Regions from separate parts of the Homo sapiens genome. Here region 1 is linked to region 2. The links are chromatin contacts, found by Hi-C in ENCODE. All regions are on one chromosome and are shown on one strand. Each heading gives the region's core, a stretch centred on a gene start or an enhancer-like site at or near the end of the contact. The rest is flanking DNA. Distances are from core to core; before and after follow the strand shown.

What was found. Hi-C counts contacts between places; a loop is a spot of excess contacts on that map. Pooled maps may share reads with other maps.
Region 1: a map of heart right ventricle shows a loop between it and region 2 (2.5-fold over the local background). The contact joins two enhancer-like sites. A Hi-C loop is called at or near these places in 6 of 168 maps with a recorded cell type or tissue (heart left ventricle, heart right ventricle, posterior vena cava and 2 more) and 1 of 50 pooled maps.

The regions. Positions count from the first base shown.
Region 1 is chr10:31,580,595-31,585,424 of GRCh38, forward strand. No RefSeq gene overlaps it. Among named protein-coding and RNA genes, the nearest start is that of MACORIS, 120 kb to the right of the region's middle. RefSeq lists an enhancer at 3,837-4,337. Within about 2 kb of position 2,362, at least 8 of the 41 ENCODE cell types and tissues checked have a DNase peak (open chromatin) inside an H3K27ac peak, as active enhancers do.
Region 2 is chr10:31,523,924-31,528,673 of GRCh38, forward strand. ZEB1 (zinc finger E-box binding homeobox 1) reads left to right here. Exons shown (of 9, transcript NM_001174096.2): 8 at 10-190; 9 at 2,749-4,750. The coding sequence ends at 3,341. Among named protein-coding and RNA genes, the nearest start is that of MACORIS, 180 kb to the right of the region's middle. Within about 2 kb of position 3,029, at least 2 of the 41 ENCODE cell types and tissues checked have a DNase peak (open chromatin) inside an H3K27ac peak, as active enhancers do.

The sequences.
Region 1 (4,830 bases), core at 1,112-3,611, 56 kb after region 2:
CTCCCCAGCCATGTGGAACCGTGAGTCCATTAAACCTCTTTCCTTTAATGAATTACCCAGTCTTGGGTATGTCTTTATTAGCAGCGTGAGAATGGACTAATTCAGGAGCCCAATCCAGGCAAACGCTGCTGGTCCCGAGGGAGGCCCCAGCATCCACTATAGCTATGCCCCCAGTGAAAAGAAAAGTCAGTGAGCTCTTTCAGGCAGAGATGGGAAAGACTTCTGAGAGGGCTGGAGGCCAAGGGCAGGGTTGAGCAAGGGAAGGAAGTGAGGGTGTGGATGCCTGCCTGTATCCTACAGCCAGCGCTGAGGGCTGCAAGGCCCAGAAAGTTCTTAGCCCACTGGAGAGAGGCTGTCCCTCTTGTTTTTGTTGTTGTTGTTCAGTTTGCTTGTTTCTGAGAAGAGCCTCGCTCTGTCATCCAGGCTGGAGTGCATTGGTGCAATCATAGCTCACTGCAGCCTCAAACTCCTGGGCTCAAAGGATCCTCCCACCTCAGACTCCTGAGTAGCTGGGACTATAAGCATGCCCCACCATGCCTGGCTAATTTTTTTGTTTTTTGTAGACTATGATATCTTAGATGTCTTGCTCTGTTGCCCAGGTTGGAGAGCAGTGGCAAGATCATAGCTCACTGTAACCTCAAACTACTGGGCTCAAGCAGTCCTCCGGTGTCAGCCTCCTGAGTAGCTGGGATTGCAGGTGTGCACCCCCATACCTGGCTAATTTAAAATTTTTTTTTTTTGAGACAGAGTTTCGCTCTTATTGCCCAGGCAGGAGTGCAATGGTGCGATCTCAGCTCACCGCAACCTCTGCCTCCCGGGTTCAAGCAATTCTCCTGCCTCAGCCTCCTGAGTAGCTGGGATTACAGGCATGCACCACCATGCCCAGCTAATTTTTTGTATTTTTAGTAGAGACAGGGTTTCTCCATGTTGGTAAGGCTGGTCTCAAACTCCCTACCTCAGGTGATCCGCCCGCCTCGGCCTCCCAAAGTGCTGGGATTACAGGCGTGAGCCACCGCGCTCAGCCAAAAAATATTTTTGTAGGAATGAGGTCTCACTATGCTGCCCGGATTGCAGTGCAGTAGTTCAATCATAGCTCACTGCAACCTCAAACTTCTGACCTTAAGCAATCTTCTCACCCCAGCCTCCCAAATAGCTGGGACTACAGGCATGCACCACCACGCCTGGCTAATTTTATTTTTTGTAGAGACGGGGTCTTATATTGTTCAGGCAGATCTCAAACTCCTGGTCTCAAATGATCTTCCCGCCTTGGCCTCCGAAAGTGCTGGGATTATAGTTGCGAGTCACCTTGCTGGCCTCTTTTTATTGGTATGTGCCTCTCCCCTTGTAAGTCTTTGAAAGAGTTGACTGAGTGTGTCAGATTTTGACCTTTCACAGAGAGCTTCCTAAGTTTGGTGTATGTCTCAAACCCACCTCTTGAAAATAATTGTGTGGGCGTTTTTGTTGTTGTTGTTCTCTGACTCTTTTTCCAGCCCTGACCCTGAGGGCTGTCTACTTTCACAGAGCCACTGGAGGACAGTGACTAAAAGGGGAACTAGGCTGCCTGGGTTTTTTTTCTTCGTTTCTCTCAAGTCATTTCCCCTCTGGGGTAAGCCCAGAAAGATGAATGGCTGTTGCTGGTTTGTGAGTGGCGACTGCCAGGGACCCTCATCTGTCTGCCTCCCTCACTCAGTTCTTAGATTTATCTGGAAAAAGCTCTTTCCCGTCTGTCCGTGGAATGATTACATAAATGCAGTATTTCATCTACATCAGCTCTTAGAGGCTTGACGTGAGATTGACTTTAATGCTGAAGGAAGAGAACACAACCTAGTTAGGGGACCAGGAACATCTCAAAAATGCCCGTCCATTCCCGTTCCAGCTGCACCACGATGACATTTACACAAAATGGCATAAGATAATCACATTTTTTGAGCACCCTCATTCGCCAGCTGTGTGCCCCGGAATGAAATTAGCTCAATTTAATTACAGATAACAAATGGCTGTGCCCATCTCCTTGGCGTGCAGCAATCCCAAGAGTTCACCATGGGCACCCCTCATCTCCACTCATCCCTGAGAGAGCATTCTGTGGAGCCCAACATCTCCCTCAGGGCCACCCCCAAAAGGGAGGGAGCTGCGATCCAGGCTTCCTCTACTGTTTGTTTATCTTGGCAACTATTGCTAGGGCTGGTGGATTTAAATTGCTGGAGCAGAGCAGGCAGGACAGAAATAAAGAGCCCCAGAGAGCATCTAGGGTTCAGGGCTCCCACCCACTGCCCCAGAGTACACTGGCCTTCCCTGGGTGCAGCCTTCCCTGCTCCTGTCACCTGGTATAACCTATAGCTTCCTTGTACAGCATGACTCAGCCCTGAGAAGCCATGGGACAAACATGCAGCCACTGCCCCAGGGGCTGAGGCAATGCCACTCAGGTCCTCCTGCCTGAGCTGCAGTCACCTTTGGGTCCCCTACCACAAAAGGCAGTGGGTTCCTGGGTGCAGTCATTCCTGGCCCATGGCCTCTCTGTGAGCCCAGGGTCTCTCTGCATTTGCCCAGTAAAATTTATCTAGCACTGTCTCTGAGCCACGCCCTGCATAGGTGCTGGGGATTCAGTAACTAAGTGAACACAGTCGCTGCCCCTCAGGGGGCTCATAATCTGATTATCCAAAAGGACAAGCTAGCTGCTGCTCTTGCCCTAGAACAGTCCAGGGCTATCCTGGAGGATTTTGTTTCCTTTTCTAAATTCAGAAATATCCTGGGATGCAACAGCTTTCTGAGTTGCCGGGCAAAACATCCAACAGCTTTTGGCCTCTGTCTCCACCCTGAAGAGCATGAAGTCAGCATTTCCCCAAATGTGAGCAAAACAGCAGCTAAATATAAGCTCCTGAGTAACAAGGGGGAGGTGGATAGGAATGAGGTGTCCCCTCGCAGGAAGAGCCACTTGCTGATAAAAAGGTGAGATGCAGGGCCTGTGCTGGGGCTCGCTCGCTCCCTGTCCTGGCTCTGCAGGGTGGGTTGCGCTCACCTCCACACCCGGGCTGCAAAAAGCTGAGAACCTTCCCAGTCACCATAGTGACAGAGCCAACAGATCCAAGTGAGGAAGGCAGCTTCCTAAATTGGAGTTATTCCGAGTTAATAACTGATTTGTCTGTGGACAACGACAGCAGTTATTTCACTGAAAGACACGAGATGCCCAGAATCTTTAGAGCTGTAAGAAAATGCCCTTCTCTCTCCAACTGTGTGGGTTATTTTCTCTGTTCGCTGTCGGTAAAATTGCTTGGGCAATGGTCAGCTTACTGCCCCAGATGCAATCGTATGCATGTGGTGGGAAGAGAGGGTTTGTGGGGGATGGGTAGTGGCGGTGCATCCTTCCAGGAGGTGGAAACCTGGGCAGTGGAATATTCCACCCCACGCCAATACCCCAACATCAAAACACGACGCCATGCAAAGAACTAGCCAGCCTGCCCCAGTGTCCTCTCCTTTGCTTGCTGGGAGAGTCGGGGAACAAGCCCCCCGCCCCCGACCTTCCCACACAGCTCCCGCATCCCACAGGTGGGGATGAGCCCTGTGTTGATGTGAAGGAGCAACAGAACACGCCCAGCAGTGGAGGGGAAGCCAGGATGGGGAGCCAGTCAGTTCCAAGCTCATTGCTCAAACCTGCCGTCATTCATTGGCTGGAGGGTTTCAGTTCTCCACCCCTAATCAAAGCAGAGATAAGGCTGGGGCGGGGGGCGGGAATAACACGGTCAGGAAATGCCCACTCCCTCCCTGCCTTGACCAGCTGGGAGGTGCTTAATCTTTATCACCAGAAGCTGCCCGTCTGCTGGGCATGCCCAACAAGCTGAGAAGACCGAGGAGGAAGAGGAGGAGCAGGATGGAGCCTCCCTGACTTCCTGCCGCCACACCCCCAGCTGTGGCCTCCTGCTCCTGCAGACCTCACCCCTGTGAGGCCACTCTGCTCTATCCCTGCCCCCACCTGTGCACAGCCACACACGACAAGCCTGTGTGACCACCCTGTCACCTTCCCCAGGCTGCAAACTGGAAAAAGCAGAGGCCAACCCAAGCTAAAAAGCCCGCTGATGCCGGCCAGTTGCAAGACCGCCAGCGATGGCATTGGGAATGGGGGTCCGAGGCTCCAGACTCTGCCCCAACGTTCCCCAGTGAACTTGGGAGAGGCCTGCAGCAACCTGAGCCTCGGTTTCCCTGCCTGAACAATGGGGAGCTGTGCATTTAGGCATGGATGAAAGGTTCTGTGAGTCAGGGTGGGAGGCGCTGTTCCTTCTGCTCATGGGGCTGTGGCCAGGTGCTGCCTCCCCAAATCCTGGCCCCTTGCTGGGCTGTGATGAGTTGAGTTCATGTCCATTCTCTTCACCGCAATTAATCTTCATTCCAGCCTTCCCCTAGGGCAGGCCTGGCCCATGAAACAGGCACTGTGATTTTATCTGCTGCTTAGGCAGCGAAGAGAAAGATGCCGTCATTGTTTCCCTCTCTGAAGCAGAGGATAAAGCACTTTCTGGGCTGCTAAACCAAGAAAAGTGTTCCTGGAAATCTTGACGTCTTCCTTGCACCCCTCCTTCACCTTTCTCTCCTTCCTTCCAACAGCAAAGGATTGCTGCCAAATGGCCATAGTCATTCACATTATGTCTGGTGACACTCTTTTCAGAAAGTTACCACGTGGCGTCTGCTACTGAAACTGTACATAACTTTTGGTTTAGTGTCCTGCCGAAATAAATAGCTAAGGCTATGTGTACTAGGTTGTTTATGGCAACGTTTTTTACAGTGACAAAAAAGGGGATACCTCATATATTCAATTAGGGAATGGTAAATGAAAATATTATA
Region 2 (4,750 bases), core at 1,779-4,278:
TCCCTCTAGGATGAAAGACAAGATACTAGCTCAGAAGGAGTATCAAATGTAGAGGATCAGAATGACTCTGATTCTACACCGCCCAAAAAGAAAATGCGGAAGACAGAAAATGGAATGTATGCTTGTGATTTGTGTGACAAGATATTCCAAAAGAGTAGTTCATTATTGAGACATAAATATGAACACACAGGTATGTCAGTGAACACAAACATAAAGTGTCCATGATATGATATACTGGAAGATGCAAAATTAAAAACTAAAGTTTTAGAATTTTCTTTCTTTTTTTTTTTTTTTATTTTGTTTTGAGACAAGGTCTGGCTCTAGTCACCCAGGCTGGAGTGCAGTGGCACGCAATCTCAATCTCGGCTCACTGCAACCTCCGCCTCCCGGGCTCAAGCCATCCTTTCATCTCAGCCTCCTGAGTAGCTGGGACTATAGGCACATACCACCACACCTGGCCAATTTTGATATAGACGGGTTTTGCCATGTTGCCCAGGCTGGTCTTGAACTAATGAGCTCGAGCCATCTACCCACCTCGGCCTCCCAAAGTGCTGGTATTACAGGCATGAGCCACCACGCTTGACCCAGAATTAATTTTCTTATTTTTTACTTATCTGATCTGGCCATTTTCACCTGTTTGCCCACTTCTACCTAGTACTTAAGGTCTGTGCCTTTCTTTTGGTTTTTTGCTTCATCTGTTTTTTTGTTTTTTTCATGACTTATTTCCTTTAAGCTGACACAGCATTTATTCTGTCCGCATTCATTTAATGCAAGCTTATGCTATATTAATAAAAACATAGTACATAGTACCCATTAATAAAAAATATGAGACCAGTGGGCTAAAGTCATAGGGAGACAGGATCTGGCTTCATAAAAGAAAAAGCTGCTTCATAAGCATGCGGCAAGCTGTCCTGGCAAGTCAAGATCTTTTGTTTTAAGTAAGAAGTTCTGCCTAAGAGGTTGGACTAGAAGATTCTAAGATCCTGTAATTCTGAGATCCTGTAATTCTGCCACAAAATATGCCTCCTTAGGTTGACTCAGGGATGGCAAACTATAGCTCACAGGCCAAATGTGAGCATACGCATGTTTTTCTATGAGGTAAGAATGGTAGTTTTTGATTTTGTTTTTACATTTTTAAATGATTGGAAAAGATGAAAAGAATATTTATGACTGATGAAAATTATGTGAAAGTCAAATATCAGCATCCGTAAATAAAATTAGTTGGAAGACAGCATCGCCTATTCATTTACATTTTGTCTATGTCAGCTTTCATGCTGTTCTACAATGGCAGGATTGAGAAGCTACTACAGAGACCATTTGGCCTGCAAAGCCTTTAATACTCACTACCCTTTACAGAAAATAGTTGCCAACTCCTGGCCTATTTCATTCCTTCCATCAGTGAAGTACTGATAAATTTTAACACCTGGTTCTCTGAAGGGTGGGGAAGCCCTGATTTGTAGTGTTTGCAGCTTTTTGTGGCATAAATACTCCCATCATGGTGGATTTCGAGCTTGAATGTGATGTCAGCTTGCAGAATTCCTGAAAATTTAGCAGTAGACTCTCTCCAGCCAGTACAAACTGGCTCCAGCACACTCCTGTGTCTCTCTCTAACATGGGTTGCTGTAGAAGGGGCTGGGTTTATCCTGAGCTCTTTAATCCCCTACCTGCTCTTCCCTGCCCCCACTACCAGCCATTATGACTACAGTATCCATATTTATCTTTCATATTCTTAACTGTTTCAGTGTATTTTTTACTCTTGTGAGAAAAGATAGAATTGTTTTTCCTTCTTCAATCTGTGGATTCATACAGTGACACTTGGAAGGTTCTTGGAGCTAAAAACTGGTTACATAAGAGAAAGTCACACCTCTCAAAATCAGCCCCTTGTAACTCAGTCCTCTGGTTTTCAGAGATCTAAGAAGAGTTAGAAAATCCCCTTCCTCTTCAGGCAAAGTTAAATATTAGCAAATATCAAAGTGAAAAATATATATGAAAAACTACACTATTTCTAAAATTAAAAATCATTTCTGCATTTGTTAGTGTTAACTGCTTGATAGCTCTGAAATTGGACATTATCGATCCTGACTATGATCAGTTGTTGCCAGTCCTTTTCATGTCTGGGCAGCAACACTCCTGTAGCCCATGCGTTCTCAGGAGGGGCAATATTGCCCTCACGGGCCAAAACTTGTTTCTTAGGGGGCAAAAAAGTCTGAGATACTACAATGGCTGTGGTTTTCTAAAGAAGCTCAGTATATATACTGTATATTTATGAGTTTTATCGTATATAAAAAGTGTATAGTAAACATTAAAATTTCACTGGGAGCAGAGCTTGTGACTAGGAAAACAAAATGACTAAAAAGGGACCTTGTAGTGATAATGAACACAAGGTGAGCAGCAAGTCTGTCCCTGTCTGCCCTCACTGTGCTCGTTCACTACCAGACATCTCCTCCCAGCTGCACTTGGCCCATTTTCCACCTCGCTGTCATGATGCTTGTATTTTTGGCATTTCAATGTCATGTAGCTCCCATTGACCTAATCATCTGCACAGCAGAGTGTAGAGCACTACGTTTTTTAATGTAAAGAACAAACCAAATTGCAATATTATATTACAAAGAGTTTGGGACCTGGAAATGTTTTAAAAATGAAACTAATAACCCTCCCCTTTCTACAACATGAAGTACCCCAAAAACCGTATAAGGATTTTATTTGCTGAATACCACCATTTTATTTAACAGAATTCTTATTTTGCAGGTAAAAGACCTCATGAGTGTGGAATCTGTAAAAAGGCATTTAAACACAAACATCATTTGATTGAACACATGCGATTACATTCTGGAGAAAAGCCCTATCAATGTGACAAATGTGGAAAGCGCTTCTCACACTCTGGGTCTTATTCTCAACACATGAATCATCGCTACTCCTACTGTAAGAGAGAAGCGGAAGAACGTGACAGCACAGAGCAGGAAGAGGCAGGGCCTGAAATCCTCTCGAATGAGCACGTGGGTGCCAGGGCGTCTCCCTCACAGGGCGACTCGGACGAGAGAGAGAGTTTGACAAGGGAAGAGGATGAAGACAGTGAAAAAGAGGAAGAGGAGGAGGATAAAGAGATGGAAGAATTGCAGGAAGAAAAAGAATGTGAAAAACCACAAGGGGATGAGGAAGAGGAGGAGGAGGAGGAAGAAGTGGAAGAAGAAGAGGTAGAAGAGGCAGAGAATGAGGGAGAAGAAGCAAAAACTGAAGGTCTGATGAAGGATGACAGGGCTGAAAGTCAAGCAAGCAGCTTAGGACAAAAAGTAGGCGAGAGTAGTGAGCAAGTGTCTGAAGAAAAGACAAATGAAGCCTAATCGTTTTTCTAGAAGGAAAATAAATTCTAATTGATAATGAATTTCGTTCAATATTATCCTTGCTTTTCATGGAAACACAGTAACCTGTATGCTGTGATTCCTGTTCACTACTGTGTAAAGTAAAAACTAAAAAAATACAAAATACAAAACACACACACACACACACACACACACACACACACACACACAAAATAAATCCGGGTGTGCCTGAACCTCAGACCTAGTAATTTTTCATGCAGTTTTCAAAGTTAGGAACAAGTTTGTAACATGCAGCAGATTAGAAAACCTTAATGACTCAGAGAGCAACAATACAAGAGGTTAAAGGAAGCTGATTAATTAGATATGCATCTGGCATTGTTTTATCTTATCAGTATTATCACTCTTATGTTGGTTTATTCTTAAGCTGTACAATTGGGAGAAATTTTATAATTTTTTATTGGTAAACATATGCTAAATCCGCTTCAGTATTTTATTATGTTTTTTAAAATGTGAGAACTTCTGCACTACAAAATTCCCTTCACAGAGAAGTATAATGTAGTTCCAACCCGTGCTAACTACCTTTTATAAATTCAGTCTAGAAGGTAGTAATTTCTAATATTTAGATGTCTTAGTAGAGCGTATTATCATTTAAAGTGTATTGTTAGCCTTAAGAAAGCAGCTGATAGAAGAACTGAAGTTTCTTACTCACGTGGTTTAAAATGGAGTTCAAAAGATTGCCATTGAGTTCTGATTGCAGGGACTAACAATGTTAATCTGATAAGGACAGCAAAATCATCAGAATCAGTGTTTGTGATTGTGTTTGAATATGTGGTAACATATGAAGGATATGACATGAAGCTTTGTATCTCCTTTGGCCTTAAGCAAGACCTGTGTGCTGTAAGTGCCATTTCTCAGTATTTTCAAGGCTCTAACCCGCCTTCATCCAATGTGTGGCCTACAATAACTAGCATTTGTTGATTTGTCTCTTGTATCAAAATTCCCAAATAAAACTTAAAACCACTGACTCTGTCAGAGAAACTGAAACACTGGGACATTTCATCCTTCAATTCCTCGGTATTGATTTTATGTTGATTGATTTTCAGAATTTCTCTACAGAAACGAAAGGGAAATTTTCTAATCTGCTTTATCCATGTACTTGCATTTCAGACATGGACATGCTATTGTTATTTGGCTCATAACTGTTTCCAAATGTTAGTTATTATGGACCCAATTTATTAACAACATTAGCTGATTTTTACCTATCAGTATTATTTTATTTCTTTTAGTTTATAGATCTGTGCAACATTTTTGTACTGTATGTCTTCAAACCTGGCAGTATTAATACCCTTCTTACTGACATATGTACTTTTAGTTTTAGAAAACTTTTATATTTATGTGTCTTATTTTTATATTTCTTTATTTATTACACA